Regions from separate parts of the Homo sapiens genome. Here regions 1, 2 and 3 are each linked to region 4. A link is a loop called in an ENCODE intact Hi-C map of the cell type or tissue named here. Cell type or tissue: IMR-90. All regions are shown on one strand.

Region 1 (5,000 bases), 170 kb before region 4:
ATTTCTGGAGAACAAAGGGATCCCTACAAGGTGATGCATAAACATGCGTGGCCCAGATGGACTGTGCTCATTGGAGACAGGGAAAACAAAAGGCCTTTGATTGTGCCTCGTTTTCTTTGGAAGTGTGTCTTGCTTCAGACTAACAGAATGCCTTTGCTCCTAGAATAAAATGTAATGGAACTGAAAATTGAAGAATCTGGGCCTTTTTCCCTTTCCTAATTATTTCCACTTGACTCACTTAATCTTGGACGATTATTCAGTCATATCTGAAATGAGAAAATGACGGGAGTAAAATTTCCATCTCTTGTTACAAGGGCTTATAAACATTAACAGAATAATCCTGTACAAAAAAAAAAAAAAAAAAAAAACAAATACAAATCACAATTGATGGTGCCTTGTTTTTATAGATTAGAAAAAAATCCCCGCATTGTTAGGGAAGCAGCTCAAATTTCGGCATGCAGTAACCTTGTCAAACCTTGATAGGTGATTTCACTAGTAAGGTTGAAAAACTATCATTTTAAACAAATATTTCATAATGGGAGATTGTATAAAAATGAAGGAGCCAACTTGTTTACTTGCAACTGGATAGGTTGGGAAATTAAGCCCTAAAATAGTTCCTTGAAGATCAGAATCACTAACACTCAGAGGCTCACAAATTGGTTTCCGAGCCTTGGAGTTGTCACAAGTCTATGTCCATGAGCCTTCCTGCAGGTGTAAGAATAAAAGGATTCAAGCAATTCTAATAGTTTCTGAGGGTTAGATTAGGACTCAATGTACAAAAAGTCTTTTTGACAACTGGAGCTGTCTAAAATTGCAGCTAACAACCAAGATGAGGACGTTGCCCCTTACTATACAGTAACAAGCAGCAAAGACTGACAAGCCACTTACAGGTTGCTGTCAGGGAAGTTGGGCATAAGATGGAGGTTTGGACACAGTGACATCTGAAGCCCCTTTCAGTCCTTATTGTTCTGGCAAATTAAGGTCTTAGTTTTAATTTAGTCTCCACACTTAGGCTTTTGGTATTATCCGGGATGGTTCAGAACACCCCACTTTCATTAAACATCTACTTTCCATACTCCTGCTGTACAAAGTTGGCAAAGCAGGTACAGGAGAGAAATGAATGAATCTCATCAGAGCATCTTTTTAAGTGCTGCTGATTGCCTCTCGACATTCTTGAACCAAATCAGAGTAAGTTTAGAATGCCTTCCCCACAAGCCCACTGTGAGCCAAGGATTCAGGTGCATGTGATTTATGAAGGACGCACTTGCAAGAGAACTCAGGAGAGGATGGGGAAAGGGGAAAAAGCAAGGCATGGGTGCCAATTCAGGTAGTCTCAGCCTAGCCCAATCCCACAGGGAGCTCTGGAACATAACGTCTCAGCATTTGTCTCACTTTGAGGCAAAGGAGCACTGTTTAGTAGTGTGTGTGTGTGTGTGTGTGTGTGTGTGTCTGTGTGTGTGTGTGTGTGTTTGGGGGGTGGAGGATGCTAGCCATTGGCTCTAAAGTACACAGAAACTGGGGCACGGACACACCAAAGCTGAGGGGCGGCAGCACATTGCTAATCGAAGGGATCAGAGGGGCGCTGGGTGGGGCATCAGTAGTTTCTGCCACATTTATATCACCTGTAATCTTTGAAAATTCTCCATTAGGAAAGTAAATTACGAAAGGATCACGTTGTCTATTTTAGACATATTCACTAACTAGGAGATTGTAGCTTCCTTTACATAAAGAATTGTGGCTCCTTCTTAGAAATCCAATCGGCAGTTAGTGATTAAATGATTTACCATGATGCTGGTCCCACACTGCTGGCTGCTGTGGAGTTTTAAAAGATTAAGAGGCAGTCAGCCTAGCCCTCGTGGACTGACCAACACAATTGTACAGATTAAATTTATAACAAGAAACAAAGCCCCAGTGCACATGTCCAATCACAGGAGTGTTGAAAGTGGATTCTGCAGTTCTTCTTGTACCCTGAGAGGCGCAGTGTGGACTGGTCTGGTCAGGGGAGTGTTGAAAGTGGATTCTGCAGTTCTTCTTGTACCCTGAGAGGCCCAGTGTGGACTGGTCTGGTCAGGGGAGGTTTCATTCAGGAGGTGAGTCATAAACAGGATCTTGGAGGAGTTACATTAGGAGGAGGGAGTCCGTTCCGGGCAGGAAGAATGAATAGTATGCTACGTGGGAAGTTTGCAGACAGTGAGATAGGCTCTTTTCAGGACCCAGGGAAATATGCATTTATGGTACGTGGTACAGTCACAGTATGGAGGTGCTTAATGTCTTAGCCTTTTGAGACTTGCGTGTTAAGCAGTACATGAAGATATTTGTACCTTGAGTATAGCACGATAAACTCAATTTTAGGAGAGTCCATTTGATATCACAGGATGGATTGGTGAGAGACGAGAGCCTGAGGCAGAAATGCAGCAAGGAGTTGGTATTCGTGGTCCGGCCCCATCGTGCTCTGTGAACCCACCCTCTGTGTGCAGGTACCTGCAGGTTCTCTCCGCCTGGATGTCCAGGAGTCATCTCAGTGTTAACACATTCAAAACCAAATTGCTGATTTACCTCCAACCTGCTCCTTCTGTGATCTCCTTTGCTGTTCCTCGGGCCAAAACTTAAGGCCATGCTTGGCTCCTGTGTTTCTCTCATATTACACAGTGAATTCAGCTCGACCTTCGAAAGAGCACTTTTGAAGGTCGAGCAATTCAGCTGGACCACTTCTCACCCCCTCTGGTTCCCTCAAGCCGTTGGCATCTTTCATCCAGATTGTTGTAATAGCCCCTAACCAGACACACTTGTCCTCTTCCGGTATTCTGCACAGTAATCAGAGTGAATCTTTTATAAGATAAACCACTTTGTTTCCTGCTTACACACTTCCAGTGGTTCACCATTACAAGGAAAGCAAATACGGAATCTTCATGTGCTTGAAGGCCTCACATGATCTGACCTCTGGCAATTTGTCCAGCCCTGCATCCTGCACCCTTCCTCTTGCTCCCTTGCTCACTCCTCTCCAATGACTGTTTTCAGAACCCATCAGTTTGTTTCCTCGGTAGATTTCATGCCTTTCTCCATATCTTGCTCCATCGCTTCATTCAGGTTTCAGCCCAGAATGTCCAGTCTACAGAGGCCTTCCCTGACCTCCACATCTAGAATAGCATGTGGGGAGCATGTAGATAGAGGTGTGCATCATCCCTACAGAGTATGACTGAGCTCTCTGGAAGGAGTGAGGACCAAAAAAATGACAGTGGAAGAATGGGGAAGAGGAAGAGAAAGGGAAGGAAGTCAGAATCAGGAGAAAGAGTAAAGGGAGGTATCCTGTCTTAGCAAGGGATACTGAGTTCAGTGACTCCCTGGGTCAAGATCATCTCATTCAGGATCAGAAAGTTACCATGACAGTGCCCCATCCTGAGAACCAGGGGTGATCGTCAAGGGAAAGGAGACGGGGCCCTGGGACCACTGTGTGTGTGCTTAGGATGCAAATGGTGAGGAATGATGAGCACCATGCTTTATTTTTGTCAATTGCAGGCATTCATGTTACTAGGCCAGGATGCAACCAAGTGACAAACCTGCAGGGGAGGGGACAGTGAAAACCAAACAGAAGTGGTCCATTCTGTTTTATTGCTTCAATCTCTACTCCAACAAAGACCGCTTTCCCTAAAGGGCATGGTGTCAGAATATACACAGTGGTGATAAGGTATGCTAGAGACTTTTCCAGAGAACTTGGCTACCCAGGTTCTTTCCCTCCTAGAACAAGCTCTGAATGACAGGCTTCCGGCTAGAATATCAAAGAGTCAGGCGGGGCTCAGTGGCTCATGCCTGTAATCCCAGCACTTTGGGAGGCCGAGGCGGACGGATCACAAGGTCAGGAGATCAAGACTATCCTAGCTAACATGGTGAAACCCCATCTCTACTAAAAATAGCAAAAAAAAAAAAAAGAAAAAAATTTAACCGGGCGTGGCGGCAGGCGCCTATAGTCCCAGCTACTCGGGAGGCTGAGGCAGGAGAATGGCATGAACCTGGGAGGCAGAGCTTGCAGTGAGCCGAGATCGCGCCACTGCACTCCGGCCTGGGAGACAGAGCAAGACTCCGTCTCAAAAAAAAAAAAAAGAGTCATAAGAGGAAGAGAAACTGTGTTAGCCTGTGCAGTGTAGTGTGGTGTGGACACAAGGAGAAAGTTGGGGGTGGGCTGTTTTATGAGCCAGTATAATGTAATGTCTGAGAGCATAATTTGGGATTCCCTCTAACACACCGAAATCCAAGCCTGACATTTAGTAGCTGTGTAATTTATTTTAGATTTCTCATCTCTACAGTGGAAGTCACAATAGTATGTACTCCATAGAGTTGTGAGGCACACAGTATCCAACACACTGTAGAGATTGGTGTATATTTATTTAATTGAAATGCAGTGTTTAAAAGTGCTTCCTGTTGACTATGCACATCCAGCCCTTTTCTGTGGGATTCAACCGCACGATGCTTTCTCCTTCCTGACCTGAAACAAACGGTCATATGGTAGTGGTTTTAAAGCACATTGTAATAGTATCTGTATCAGTCAGGGTTCTCCAGAAAAAGAGACTCACCAAGATAAATATCTATATATTATGTGTGTAGGAGTGTGGAGAGAGATAATAATTTCAAGAAATTGGCTTCTGAGATTATGGGGGCTGACAAGTCAGAAATTTGTAGGGCAGGCCGAAAACTCTTGGGCAAGAACTGATGCTGCATTCCAGAGGCAGAATTTATTCTTTTTTTAGTGAAACTTTAGTTTCTTTTGCTCTTCAGGCTTTTCACTGATTGGATGAGTCTTGCCCAGATTGTAGGGGATAATCTTCTGTTTTTAAAGTCAACTGACTGTAGATGTTAAGCCCATCAAGAGAATTCCACAGTACAGCAGTCACACACCTAGATGAGTGATTGAATAACTGGATACTAAAGTCTAGCACGTTAACACCTAAAACTAACCAGCACAGTAGTCACACCTCACAGCTCATATGGGCTCTCAAAGAAGGGGA
Region 2 (5,000 bases), 490 kb after region 4:
AAAAGTAACTTGCCCAAGGTCACACAACCACTAAATTGTGAAATCAGGTTCTGAAACCACGCAGTCTGGCACCAAAGTCCTTGCTGTTAATCTGCCATGCTTATGACCTGCTACAGATTGGAGTAGGATTGGAGTAGGAACAATTTCAAGGGCAAACCTGCAAAATAGTCACAAACTTTGCTGGGTATTTGTTTTGCCTTTACAGGTGCTTGCTTTGGAAAAGGTGTCAGTTAAATAGTTTCATAAGCAAGCAAAAAGACTTTCCTTTTAAGGTGACTTAAGAACAATGAATGTATCTTTTCAATAATGTGAACTCAGTTTTACTGAGTTTTAAAATTAACATTACTTACATTATTTGAGCAGGCAGGCAGGAAAGAACAACCCGTTTTACATATAAACAAGATATATACAAGCATACAAACTATTACTTTTAAATTGACTTTAATGCTGTCATTTCAATGTTATAAATGTTGTTGGTGTTTTGAAATAAAGACTGCTATACAATGGACTCCCCTAAGCTGGAAACAGCTTCACAGTCCCAAGAAGTTTTCCTGTAAATGTCAGTATGCTACTACATTAATACTGCCTAGTAAATTATTTAAAGCATATGCAATTCTAGAGTTTTTTTTTTTTGCCTAAATGATAAAAAGGAAACAATTTATTTATTGCTAAAATTTATATAATTTTTAAATTTTCATTTAAATATTATAAATTTGTCCACAAGCTTTCTGGCAGTGGTGAAATTTTAAGAGTAAGAATAAAATAAAATAAATGAGTTGCATCTGTTTACATACCTGTTAAATAAACAATTTTAAAAATCATAAAGCTTTCCATACAACTCTGACCAGACAAATTGAGCAGAAAAATGTCCTTTTATTCAAATGTTATGGCTGTTTAGAATCTTTCTGCTTTATCTCTTTAAAACATACATAGTCCATTAATATATTCACTGAATCTTTGAAATTTTGATTGCTTCATAAAATGATTTTGTTACAAACCTTTTAATAATCTATTAAATATATCAATTCTTTTAATCATAATTTAATTATACTTAATATTATGTCTAAGCCACCTCTTTAGCCATTTTCAAATAAAGAGAAACCAGTAGAGTCTTTAAGTGTTCAATTGCGAATATCAATATAGAAAAGATAATATTTCAGTAATAGAGAAAAATTTAACCTGTAACAATTTAACATCAAAAGAAAAATGTCTTGGATTCATCAAAATTGATATACTCAGTTAATTTTTTTGGAAGGAAAAAAATCTTCAAAACCTAGAAACTGAAGAAGAGCAATAATAATTGAACATGTAAGCTTTTGGGATAAAAGCTCAGTGAAAGAATTCCATTTGGTGGAAGTAGAATTACATTCATAGTAAACAAATATTGGTGCTTAAAGTAAAATCAAACCAAAGAAAAACAAATTTTAGCAAGCATTGTGCTAGTGTGACTAGGGAATACACTTTAAATGTGCCTGTTGAACAATAGACTTGTTACAACAGTATTTTAAAAGCAAAGAATATTATCACAAGTCGAGATAGTTTGCAGGAAAAAAAAAAACAATCATGGAAGAGTAGTGGCTTAGAAAATGTAAGGAATACTTGTCAAAAATTATACTGTTGATTGTTATTTAGAGTGAAGCTTATTATTTACTATATTAGTATTTTTCCAATTGAGGGCAGGCCTTGTGCCAATCCCTATTCTAGATGTCTTACATTCTTATTTGATACTGATTGAAACCTTGCAAAAGATGTCTCAGTATCCCTATTTCACCAGTGAGGAAAAGAGAAATTGAAAGTTGCCCCAAATCAAAACTAGCAAGTGGTAGAACTAACTTTAGAAAGTAGGACTGCCTCACTTCAAATAGTCAAATGGGATGGGCTTAATCTATCTTTCAGTTTTTCACCATATAAATTATTATAGTTTCAAAATAGGGATTATGTGCAACTCCCCCAAACACACAAACACATAGACACACATTTTCTCTCTGACAATCACAAGCCAGGTGCCTAGCTTAAAAGTTTTTATTACTTTGTTTCAGAGTTTTTTTTCCTCTGCCTTACAGGATGCCTCTTAATACGCTTGCCATCTTTTCCCCTTGCACTTTTTGTTAGTAGATATTTAGAATATGAAAACTAAATGGAATATTAGTCTAAGCAAATTGCATTTGGAAAACTAAATCTGCCGGAAAAGAACAAATTACACCCTACAGCTCCTGTACACCCATCCTGAGACCAGACCTAAATCAAACATTTTTTTAAAGAAGTCGTAGTTTGGTTTTAGTTGTAAATCTGCTCATCTACATTAGCACAATTTCTGACAACTTGAAAATAAATTATAGAAGTGACCCCAAAGTTCCAGAGAATTGGCTCCGTGTCCCATTTTTTCTTCCTTGTTCCTGGTTTGTCATTCTGTTCATTTCTCTTCTTGGATTTGAGAAAGGAATCTGTTGACTCAGCAGCCCAGGGCTGCGGTTCTTTCTCTCTGGGATCCCTGCTCATTAGCTTCCTATGCGTGGCTTTCTTCCCTGCTGGCTCTGGGCTATAACCTCTCCTCTCATCCTCTTCAGGGAATGGAGAAAATTTGCTTATAACTGTGATCTAAACATAATCATGCAATAGGTACCCTAAAAATACTCAAGGAAGGAAGTACAAAGGACAGACTACCAATTGATAGGACGTCTTCTTGGATTTCATGATTGATACATTAGATTTCTTTACTCTGGGCAAAAAAAAAAAAAACAAAAAACTCCTAGACCAAAAAGTGTACCTTCTCCTTAGAAAGTGCCTGTCAATACTATTTCAGAGAAATACTATGAAGTTGGACTTTTGTGGGTGCTTACGACAGCAATTTCCCTAAAGAGCTTAGAAGTGGGGAAATAAACCAAAATAGAAGTTGAAGACTTTTTAAAATATTTCAAGGACTAAAATGGTCACTGTAGACATCAGGAAAGAAATCTCAGCACACAGTCCTCTTCAGCAAAGTCCACCGCTAAGTTATTTGTTTAGTAAAGAGTTTGTCAGGTAGCACTGCAGCTATTTGGGCAGACCCAACCAGAGAAAAAGATTCCCTGGCATAGAGTAAGCATGACGGTGCCACCTACTGGCCACTTTGCCACACTCTGTCATCCTGTGCCTAGCCCAAGTGGCTCTTGGCTTTGACACTGTCTTTATGGTGGTTTTGCTCTCAACCACAGGTGAAGATAGTGGTTGCTGGCCCCCCTGATAAATAAATAACTCTTGTTTGGGATAGGCAAATTCCTAAACTCACAGGAATTGTTTTCTTTCTTTATACCATCCTTGTATAAAATATACTACCATAAAATGTCATAAAAATTAGAGATTCTCTGCAAGAATATGGGCCTTATGTGATGATAATACAAGCACTTCAAACCTGATTGATGCTTGTTGTGAAGGTTTTCTTAGTACAAAGGGAACATGTTTCTACACTGCCACTCTGATTGTCTCTCCAGTTAATGATTTCCAGAAAAGAGAAGTGGTATAATCAAAATTAAGATATAGTCCTCTGATAGAATAAATTAATGCTATGCTTTCCTATTAAATAATATAGGTGTTTTCAAGGGGAGCCAGTGTTAAATTAGGAGCAAGGTTCGTTCTATTTCCCCAATAGTTTTACTTGCATAAAGGATATGCTGCCTGGCCCAACCCTGCAATTTACAGGGCCCAGGATACCATGTGTCTAAATATTTTAAAAGTTATGAATCAGACTATAAATAAAATCTGTTCTATCCACCTACCTTGACAAATATGTCTTGATAACAACTTGGAAGGCTGAGTTTGGATTTGAAATTCTGTCTCCCCTGAGTTCCATACCAGAAAATATTGACATAGACATAGCCAGCCCGTGTCGCCAGCCTCTGGCCCTAGACTGCTTCATCACTCCCCATCTTATATTATGAACAGCTTTGTGCTCAGATTTGTGGACACCTCAGCCCAGTCTTCAAGTTTTGTCTACCTTTTGCAAACAGCTGCCCCTTTTTGGCTGTCTCTTCATGCCTCTGAATGGTAGAGTTGGAGAAGAGAACTGCCAGGGCCTGGAAGGGAACTCAGAGCCACGGGGCAGGGAATTCTAGGGTCTCAGATAAGAAGAGGTGGTATGGGAGGAGGGAGGGAAGCACAGGCTCCAAGAAGTCACATCCAGCTGGCTCTGTGGACTCCTTACACTGTAGGAAAGGGACTGGCAATGGAAAACACAAAGCAGAGTTCTCCATAGTGTGGGTCTTGGGCCAAAGGCCCCTCTTGCTTTGGCCTTAATGGTGGTGTTAAATGCTCCTGTTTTTGAGGCTACTTTTCTCTTCAAAGGCAACTAAGGCCAATATTGTAATCTGAACACTTCACCGCCTGCACACTCACTTGTAAGTGTGTCTTAGACATTTAAACACAATTAGGTACACCTGTTGCTATGTCCCCAAGGCAGGCAGAAAAGCCGGAACAGTTAGAATCATGCTGCCCTGTTTACAGATTGGCCAGTAGCACACATTGCCAGGATAGCTGTCTAGCCCACAACAGCAAGACCAACAGCCACTGCGGGCAGGATTTGCCCACGTGTGGAGCAAACTGCCAGAGATCTTGGCCTTCTTAGCAGGTTTCAATAAAAACTATTTAAAGATACATAGAAAAGTACACATACACATACAAAGAAAAGTAACCAAGGAACACAAGGTTTTACCAAATGGAATGTTGTTAATCCTTGCAAATATTATAAAACTAGAAATTAAAGTCAGCAACCTTTTCCTCGCTTGCAAAACCATGTATCAGTGCTAAATGCAGAATGCTTTGATTTATTTGGTTCTTGTTTGGGAGACATTTAAGGAAAATAATAATGCTCTGGACTCCTTATATTGAAATTTCAAGATGTTTCTTTTCACCATCAAAAACATCCAGAATAGCTGCCATTACCTACCTTTTTTGAATCAGTTTTATTATCTCTGTTTTTTTTTTTTTTCTTTGAGATGGAATTTTGCTCTTGTTGCCCAGGCTGG
Region 3 (5,000 bases), 350 kb before region 4:
TCTTCAGTGGTATAAATCATACCAAGAAGGAACATAAAAAATAACTCCGATTTTAACTAAAAAGTTCCTACCTATAGATTGGCTGTATGACCTATGGAAAGTAAATTAATGTTTCAATTTCTCAGGTATTTTTACCCATAGAATGGGAGAATTGAACAACATAAATGGCAACATCTTCTCCACTTCAAACATTCATTAGTAACAGGACAAATTCAAGGCTGGGAGCTGCATTTCACCTAGTATTTAAATTCCATGTATCTAGTAGCAGCTACCTAGAGGGCTGTGGTAAGGATTATGGACTGCCAGGCTCAGTGAAAAGAGTAGGGTATTGATTAGTGATGTCTGCTTTGGTGCAATGATGAGGAGTAGTGGCACATGTTTTGTGCTCTATTGCTGCCCAAATTCTAGTAAGAGGGTCCACAAGACAACTGTGTTTTCATTAAACACACATAAACACACACACCACTTGAACCAAATTGTGGATGAAACCACAGGCATGAGTTCTATTCCATTTTCAGATGATTCAGCTTCAATTAAATCAAATTTCTGTTCCCTTATTTATATATCTCAAACCCAAAGGGAACAGAGAAAAGGGTTTGTGGATAACTCAGTTTAAACATGTCACCACTTCAGACCTAGGTCTTCTAAAAACTTTGGCACTTGCAGAGAACAAGGTACTAAATTACAGCTAGTTACCCATCTAAAATAGCATTGAGCCCCAAAACATAACTTTTTTATGACCATGGGCCTTGGAACAAAAAGAGGTGTCGAAAAATATGTATGGGAAATGGTACAAACTCCATCTTAAGTCTGTTTCGAAAGTGAATATGAACAATTTTTAGAACTACTTTAGTATGTCTGACAAAATTGTGTTTCCAGAATATGCAAGTAAAGAGTGGAGAGTTACAAAGCAGTGTTTGTAGAATGTTAGATAAGATGGTGAAGTTAATCAGATTTCAGGGTTCATCTTGACCCACTGCCTCCCGGGACACTGATCAAAGTTTCGTGAATCCTTCTGATGCAGAGTTATTCATTAGAGTTCTCAGCACATAATTATGGACTGTCAGAAGATTTCAGCTTCGTGTAATAAATGAGAAGCATGCCTGCAGCTTGCTGAGGTGTTAGCTTAATAGTCTCATAAGATAGGTTGTTTTTCTTCTCCCTCAAGACCTGAGCAAAATGGCTTATATCTTGCCCACCCCATTTCAAATGAAGATGTAATGTTTAGGACTTAAATTTCTTTAAAAGTTTATTTCTTAGGGGAAGAAACACAGCTTCTCATTTTATTTCCCTTTCCTTCGTTCTATCTTCTTTTGAACTGGAAGTGTAACAGATTTTGTTTTTATGCCTGAATCTTGGTAAGGATGTAGAAGTTTTTCTTCTACCACACATAGTTATATACAGTAAAATGTTAGTAAATTGGTGCTGATAAGCAGTGCCACATTTAAATTGCTGCCTGCATGATGCTCTTACTCGGAGATGCAATTATTTCCCTTGGTTTTGACAAGATGTCAACTGTGATATGCACAGAGCACAAACATATCCTAAGACACCATAGTGCATTAGAAATCTTTCCAGAGGAAAACTCAAGTTATGTGTCTGGGGCTCCCATTCCGATTCTGTCCTCTGTCTTTGGATGTTTGTTTATGTTTAGATTATTAGCTGATTATGCATATGAAATGGCATTTAAGAAGCATGAATTTTTCTATTTAGTGATCATAATGAACAGTGGCTTCTAGGAGTATTTTGCCTTCATTTTCAAGTTTGAGAATACAAAAAGGAGAACAATTTACCATTAGTCATTTTCTTGGTAATGATTGTAGAATTGCTTGTATATAATGGCTTCTGGAGGGAAATTATGGTGGCTAATTTATGATAGAATTGTACTGCAGTGCAGCTCACTGTTGAGAAAACAGAGATGCATCCGATTCAGAGTCTGGCAGTGAGGAGTTTATAGTCTAGTTGGGGAAATGTATTAGTCACGATAGGCTGGTTGCTATTACAGTCCCTCCAAATCACAGTGGCTTAGCACAATCAAAATATATTTCCAACTAGTTGGGAGGGCTTTACACGTGTTTATCCAGGGACCCAGGCTCCATCCACCTTAGGTTCCAGTATCGTGGGGGTCCACAGTGTTTTCTCCATTTAGCCAGATAAAGAGCAAAGAAAATGAGGATTCCTCATGAGAGGACTGACAGCGGGTAAGTGGCTCTCCTCACATCCCATTGGCCAAAACCCAGGTACATGGCCAAATGTAGGTGCAAGGGAGGCTGGGAAATGTAGTCTAATTTACTACACAGCTGGCAGCCTCTGCCATTGCAGTAAGTATATGCGACAGGGTAAAAAGGGTTAATGTGGTGAGGACAAAGGACTGCAGAGGCCTGGCTAGGAGGGTCCAGATGCTTAATAATACTTTGTATAGAAGGTAAGTGGGTCATTTTTGTACCAGCTCTGTCTGGTAGTCATGCTTCCCTCTAGCACAGTATTCCTTAGTGATGTGCAAGAATTTGAGTGCCTGGCCTGCACTGAATATGAAGCTCATTGTGTAACCTAGGAATAGCTAATGGCCAAACAGTTCTGGGGCAGATTCTACCCTCTACTGCCGTAATCAAGGACAAGCCAGGCAAGACTGGAAAAACGCCCTGTGGAGTAGAAACCCTGCTCATGAAATCAGTTGCCCTGTGTTGCTGCAAGTTGACAAGGACTGTGGTAAGCAGACCCACCTCAAACACCGTTTCCTTGAGAGGTGAAGGGGGTGTGAAGGTTGTACGATGTACGCCCGGGGGTCAAGATGATCCAACGGAAGGCCTGGCTGCAGGTATTGCCACTGAAGAGCCTTGCGTTATCTGCCCCCTCACTTTATCTTTCTTTGATATTTGTAATGTATTTTAATGCCCCTAGACTTCTCTCTTTTGTTGACATTAGTATTTCAGTTTTCAGCCAACTACAAAATATGTCCTACTCAGGGCCAGGATTAGTGTCAGAAATCTAAGGGGGTGCCAAAAGCTCAATAATAAAGGTAAATAATATTTTAATGTAATATTTAATCAGTATTAATTTTTAAAATCCTTGGTGAACAAAATATCAAAATTTTAAATGGGGTAGAATACACATTAGTGATTTATCCTTTCCCTTAGCTCCAGTATGGCACAACAGGGCAGTATTAAATCATCTTGTCTTTATTTAAAATTTTGATAATTTGTTCATCATGCATTTTTTTGTACTAATGTTGATTATTTTAAATACTGCATCAAAATGTTTTTTTATCCTGATTACTGAGTTTTTGGAGCCCCCTTAAATGATTCACCTATGGGGAATACATCATGCCTCACCCTAATCTGAGCTCTGGCACTTACCTCTGTGTCTCTAGTGCCTAGCACAATACCTGAGACATGGTGGGTGCTCAGGAAATGCTTACGAATGCAAGAATGCTGGAAAAATAAATGGGAAAACTAATATGTCAGGTGTCTTAGAATTGGAAGAAAGGATAGTATAGGAACCACAGCACACGGTTTTCAACCCAGTCATAAAGCCAGGGGGGTTCCAATATAGTTAGTCATTGAATTTGACAAGCAGGCAGATTCCTGCACAAACACTTTTACAATAGCATTTTCCAAATGGATCCTGTATGTCACCTTCTTAAATCATTGTGCATATTTTCCACCCTTAAGGAGGAGAGTATTCAGAGTATCCTTTCTTTTTTCAACAAGTGTCTGTTAAATAACTACCTTTTTCTTATTTCTTCTATTTTCTTCCCTTTTTTTTAAATTTTGAGAGAGCAGTGTTGATGTTTACTTATCAGTAGCTCTGATTCATTGAATTTCTCTTACATGTTGGGTGTTGGGTGCTTTGAATGATTACAGCAACCTGTTTCAGGTAGGTTTTCTTTTTTCTTTTTTTTTTTTTTTCACATCCATCTTTCAAAGGTAGAAAAGAAGGCCTTTCCTTATTTTGAGTGGATTTAAAAGTAGAATTTTAAGCTAGGTTTCTCTGGCTCCATAGCCATGCTCTTCCCAGCACTGGGGACATGCTTGGGGATAAAGGCATTCCTCTGGTTGTGACTTTAACGGCATCCCAAAGGCAGAGGAACAGAATGCGGACTTTGAAACTGCTCTGACCTCCGCTGATGACAGGAACATTGCTGGACATGCAGGTGAGAATCTTATCAGTGGGATGAACTGCCCCAGACTTGTAGAGGCTTTCAGGTGGTGGGCTCCCTTTTTGCTTTCTTCGCTATGGCTTGCAAATCCTGCAGTTTAAGGAGGCAGCATACCTCTCAGAGGAAGTACAAGACAGTCTTTTTCCTAGTTTGCCTTTGACTAGGATCTTAAGCCTGTGAGACTCTTTGGGCTTCAATCTTTTAATTTGCAAAGAGGGAATAATTCTAATACCTTTCACTTACCACCCATGTTGACTATTGTTGAGTATGTGCAAGGCATAAATGTCATCTGTGCAAAATTTAAATGTTTGGAATTTACTCCAAAAGCAATGGGACCCTATTTCAGGGAATCAGAGAAGGTAATGATGATACAAGCTGAAACCAAACCACAGTAGAATGTGAGTGCAGGAAACCCTCCTTTAGTATGAAATATCTTGTTTGCATTAAGCTGTTTTACCTTGGAAGAGTTTGGTTCTATTTAGCAGTTTCCTAAAGAAGGAAGGCTGTATTTTCAGCCAAAGACCTGGAAAACATTTGTTTTTAAGAAAAGGTAGCTTAATCATTTTTCTGATGTTGTGGGGTGGGGCGGGGGACAGAGGGGAGGCATTTCAAAGCACAGACTTCTCTTATTCTGATGATCCAATGCCCTCTCTGAGTTCTAAAGTAGCTAAACACATTCATAGTAGTTTCACTGAAAGAAAGGACAGCCTGGAGCCAAAACTTTCATGCCAAACTTTAAGCTAGGGCAGAGTTTTATAGCCATGTTAGAAACCTCTGAAAGAAGGGGGATTATAGTGAAAAATGCTGACCTGTCCTTAACCTAACAGCAGGAATGGCAGCA
Region 4 (5,000 bases):
CGTGTCCGGAGTTTGTTCCTTCTGATGTTTGAACGTCTTTGGAGTTTCTTCCTTCTGGTGGGTTCGTGGTCTCGCCGGCTCAGGAGTGAAGCTGCGGACCTTCACGGTGAGTGTTACAGCTCTTAAGGCGGCGCGTCTGGAGTTGTTCTTTCCTCCCGGTGGGCTCGTGGTCTCGCTGGCTCAGGAGTGAAGCTGCGGACCTTCGCCGTGAGTGTTACAGCTCCTAAAGGCAGCGTGGACCCAAAGAGCGAGCAGCAGCAAGAGTTCCTGCAAAGAGCGAAAGAACAAAGCTTCCACACAGCGAAGGAAGACCTGAGGGGATTGCCACTGCTGGCTCGGGCAGCCTGCTTTTATTCTCTTATCTGGCCCCGCCCACCCCCCCCCACATCCTGCTGATTGGTCCATTTTACAGAGAGCTGATTGGTCCGTTTTGACAGGGTGCTGACTGGTGCATTTACAATCCCCGAGCTAGACACAAAGTTTGCCACCTCCCCACCAGAGTAGCTAGATACAGTGTCCACTGGTGCATTCACAACCCCTGAGCTAGACACGGGGTGCCGATTGGTGTGTTTGCAAACCTTGAGCTAGATACAGAGTGCCGATTGGTGTATTTACAATCCTTTAGCTAGACATAAAGGTTCTCCAAGTCCCCACCAGACTCAGGAGCCCAGCTGGCTTCACCCAGTGGATCCCGCACTCAGCCGCAGGTGGAGCTGCCTGCCAGTCCCGCGCCGTGTGCCCGCGCTCCTCAGCCCTTGGGCGGTCGATGGGACTGGGCGCCGTGGAGTAGGGGGCGGCGCTCGTCGGGGAGACTCCGGCCGCACAGGAGCCCACGGAGTGGGGGGAGGCTCAGGCATGGCGGGCTGCAGGTCCCGAGCCCTGCCCCGCAGGGAAGCAGCTAAGGCCGGGCGAGAAATTGAGCACAGCAGCTGCTGGCCCAGGTGCTAAGCCCCTCACTGCCCGGGGATTGCCGGCTGGTCGGCTGCTCCGAGTGCGGGCCCGCTGAGCCCACGCCCACCCGGAACTCGCGCTGGCCCGCAAGCGCCGCGCGCAGCCCCGGTTCCGGCCTGCGCGTCTCCCTCCACACCTCCCTGCAAGCTGAGGGAGCAGGCTCCGGCCTTGGCCAGCCCAGAAAGGGGCTCCGTCAGTGCAGCGGCGGGCTGGAGGGCTCCTCGAGCGGGGCCAGAGTGGGCGCCAAGGCCGAGGAGGCGCCGAAAGCGAGCGAGGGCTGCGAGGGCTGTCAGCAGGTTGTCACCTCTCAATACCACTGATTCATAAATAGAAGCTATGTTCCCCTGGGAAGAAGCTATAAGCTGAATCCACTCCTCGTTGTGGCTGAAATATGTCTCACTTTTGAGCTTTCAAAGGATGCAATCTGGTTTATTCAGAGGATAGAGGTAAGAAAGTATCAAACTACTTGCAATAGCTATGTACTAAAGGTATTTAAGGGTGCTTCACAGAAAACTGAGATAGGAACTGCGGGCTGCACAAAAGGTGGTATTCAATCCAGACATCAGGTTCACCAAGACCCATGAGATCCTACCCGTGCCAGAAACAAAATCTTCATTGAAAACTTTCATTATTTACTTGCTCAACAGGGACTAAAAAGTCCCAGCCTAGTGTTAACTGGTTCATCTGGTGACCTGATCTGGCCCTCTGTGACCCGTTACTAAGTGAAATCTAACAGAAGTGAACCGTGACCCATTTGTTTTCCAAGCATGCAATTTGGTTCATGAATCTAGAAAACAATAGTGTGAAAAGCCTTTCACTTTCTAACTTTGGAAAATGATTATTTTTTAAAAACCTAATTAGATACCATGTTTCCTCTCTCTCTTTTTTTTTAAATAAGTTAGTTTAGTTAGAAAAGGCATTTCTGTGATGCATCTAATGGACTTGCTTGCTGCAGTGTGCTGGTAGAAATCTATAAAGAGTAAGTGCTGGGGGTGGGCCTGGAGTGGTGGGGAGAAGGAAAGCAAGCCACATCTCCTGATGCACAATTCTAAAGAATCCAGTGGTTCTTGAGTGTATATAGAGAGTACATATGAGTCAACAAGTAGACAAAGAAAATCCAGACCTTTGATGACCCCTGGTGAATAAACTAAGCACTGCATTGAAATGCAGCTAGAGCCACAGACTTCCGTGCAGGCAAGCCTCTGGAATGGCTCCTCTCTCGAGTAAGGCAAAAGGTTTTTTCTCCCCCAAATGCCTGTTTCATTTGTATTACAGACATACCTTACATACTTGAGGCATCGTTATCCTTCTGAACAATTCTCATGTTGGTGATCTCTGTTGGTAGAGACTAAGAAATGTGTATCCAACACTACTTTCTATTTGTGCTGTGACCTCTTAGACCCGAACAGTGTTATTCATGGAACACTGAAGAATTCAGTGACCTCCATAAAGCAAGATCTGTAACTATCTTTCAGATTAGGTATCTATTTATTATTTTTATGGAATAATTATAAAGAATAAATCAACCATCTTACATCACTCAAATTTAAGATCAGAGTTTAAAGATAATCACTTGTCTATAACTGCTGAGTACCGGGTAAAATACTCTTCTAGGCAGCAAAAGTCTGCATTTTTGTAAACAGCTGTGTGTGACCAGCATGTGGTACATGCGAGCCAGAAAGCAGGCTGTATTTTGTCAGCTTGTAGAAGAGAAGGGAAATTTGCCATTGTAAAAGAAGGAAGCAGAGAGGGGAGGTGCAGAGACTGAAATATTTTTATTGTACACCCCAGGCGTCCAATTATAAAAGAAATGTCAAATCCCTATTTGTAATAATCCAGAATGGAACCTACCTGGTAAAGTTATATAGAGTGGAATACAAAACAGTTTATACTGTTAATACAGTTTAGCTTATCAGTTATTTGCGTACCATAACTATTGGCTTTTAAGTTTTTGTTGCCTGAACAGGAAATATTTTTTATATCTCTCAGATTGGTGTACGCAGGGTGCTGAATTGCTGAGTTTATTCCTGCTCCCTTCACCCTTTTTAATCACCACAGACTAAGGAGTGCCTTTTTTCTCTGCTATGGTTTGAATGTTCCCTCCAAAACCCATGCTGACATTTAATTTCCAATAAAATGGTATTGGGGAGTGGGGCCTTTGAGAAGTGATGAGGTCATGAGGGCTCTGCCTGGTGAATGGATTAATGCTGTTACAGGAGTGGATTAGTTATCTCAGAAGTGGGGTCCTGATCAAAGGGTAAGTTTGGCCCCCATTTTCTCTCCACCTCATGCACTTGCTCACCACATAATGCCTTCTGCCACGGATGATGCATGGGAAGGCCCTCACCAGATGCTGGGGCCATGCTATTGGACTTCCTAGCCTCCAGAGCTGTGAGCCAAATCAACTTCTTTTTTAAAATGAATTACCCAGCCTGTGATATTCTGTTAAAACAGCAGAAAATGGACTAATAAAATCTCTTTAAAAATGAACTAAATTAAATTTTTAAAGAAATACAAAGCATTACGTATTCCAAATATGTGCTTCAGCTTCATGGGTAGGCATCTCAGTCTCTCCACTGGGATTACAGGGGCTCAAGTAAACATAAGTCATCACTTTCTTATGTGGCCTTCAGCATAGTCCTTCTGGATGAGGAGGTTGGCATTCAGGAAATTTAATCAAAAGCCAGAGGTCTAAAATTTCAAAGGTGGAAAGTATCTTAGAAGTTGTTTAGTTTAATTCCTCCACTTAGTTTGAACATGAGAAAACTGAAACCTAGAATTGGGTGATGTTTCTAATACAGCACAACTAAACACAGATCTGTTTCTTCCCAGTCTAGCTGTCTGTCCTTTCCATCACTCTGCCTTCTTTGGGGCATGTTGAACATTCTGTGCCTTTATAGAGGACAGCCATGTCACCCTTGGGAGTATCGAGTAAATTGTTAAATTAGGAAATGAAGTGAAGAGGGGATATAATGAAACGTTAATAAGAATTTAAGAAACAACTCAATTTGGAGGAACATTTATACAATTTTCAGTTTCTTTTTCAAATTAGAAAAAGTAGTTTTGATTCTAACCACAAAGTCCATTTGTGTTTATTACTTCATTGCATGTTTTAATGACAAGTTATAGCATTATATATAGCACATTATAATGTGAAAGGTATGTCATGATACTATTATTGGTGTGATTAGGTATGTGTCCCACCATGTGGCTGAAGGACAAACAAATTACTAAGAATTTATGCACTGTGTGTCTCATTGTTACAAGTATTTTCTGAGACTTTTAACCCGGATATGACACATTTTGAAATCTTTATCTCATGTTTGAAGTTCGCTCATCTTTCATTTCTATATGAAGTACATATCCCAATTGAGTAAATGTAGCATTAAAAAGTCTCTTGGGGCTGGGTGTGTTGGTCATGCCTGTCATCCCAGTGCTTTTGGAGTCTGAGGCAGGAAGATCACTTGAAGCCAGGTGTTGAAGACCACCCTGTGTAACAGAGCAAGACCCCATCTCTACAAAAACATTTTAAATTAGCCAGATATGGTGGCATGCACCTGTAGTCCTAGATACTCAGGAGGCTGAGACAGAGAATTTCTTGAGCCCAGGAGTTCGAGGTTAGTGAGCCATAATTACACCACAGCATTCTGGCCTGAGCAACAGTGAGACTCTGTCTCTAAAAGAAAAGAAAAGGCTCTCCAGTATGCCACTGAGGCAGAAAAGTATCTGTGTATAAAGTGTTGGAAGATATGTCCAAATGCCTTCAAACTAAAAGTCATGGGCTCTAAGCCACCAAATACAACATAGGACTATTCACCCCAGATTCAATGAATCCTTCCTTTCAAAAGATCAGCTGGACATGATATGAGGTTCTTAGTAACCTGATCAAGGTTTGTTTCCCAGTTTTGAATCCATAGAAACCAACAAATTTAATGGAAAGGTAGCAAGATTTAATGGAAAAAGCATTGGGAATCTGAAGACTTAATTTTGCAACCCATCTCTGCCCTCTATAGCTGTGTAACTTTGGGCAAATTCTTTAGCCTTTCTTG

What was found. Hi-C counts contacts between places; a loop is a spot of excess contacts. Peaks named below come from ENCODE experiments on the same cell type or tissue, not always from the same donor. Only the 100,000 strongest peaks of a DNase experiment are listed, where the experiment ranks them.
Region 1: it touches region 4 in a loop (2.6-fold over the local background); 3 of 110 quality-filtered maps call a loop at or near these places.
Region 2: a loop joins it to region 4, with 4 times the contacts of the local background. A loop is called at or near these places in 4 of 110 quality-filtered maps.
Region 3: it touches region 4 in a loop (7-fold over the local background); 8 of 110 quality-filtered maps call a loop at or near these places.

What each region holds. Positions count from the first base shown.
Region 1 is chr9:3,904,075-3,909,074 of GRCh38, reverse strand. All of the region lies in intron 6 of GLIS3 (GLIS family zinc finger 3), which reads left to right. Among named protein-coding and RNA genes, the nearest start is that of GLIS3-AS1, 7.9 kb to the right of the region's middle. In IMR-90, no CTCF peak of the experiment used is centred here; a DNase peak (open chromatin) is centred at 2,114; H3K27ac peaks cover 683 bases.
Region 2 is chr9:3,238,964-3,243,963 of GRCh38, reverse strand. All of the region lies in intron 15 of RFX3 (regulatory factor X3), which reads left to right. Among named protein-coding and RNA genes, the nearest start is that of LINC01231, 60 kb to the right of the region's middle. In IMR-90, a CTCF peak has its summit at 3,105 (motif pointing left); a DNase peak (open chromatin) is centred at 3,083.
Region 3 is chr9:4,078,653-4,083,652 of GRCh38, reverse strand. All of the region lies in intron 4 of GLIS3 (GLIS family zinc finger 3), which reads left to right. Among named protein-coding and RNA genes, the nearest start is that of GLIS3-AS1, 180 kb to the right of the region's middle. In IMR-90, a CTCF peak has its summit at 1,887; a DNase peak (open chromatin) is centred at 1,952; H3K27ac peaks cover 333 bases.
Region 4 is chr9:3,729,892-3,734,891 of GRCh38, reverse strand. No RefSeq gene overlaps it. Among named protein-coding and RNA genes, the nearest start is that of RFX3-DT, 64 kb to the right of the region's middle. In IMR-90, a CTCF peak has its summit at 2,103; a DNase peak (open chromatin) is centred at 2,101; H3K4me3 peaks cover 227 bases; H3K27ac peaks cover 156 bases.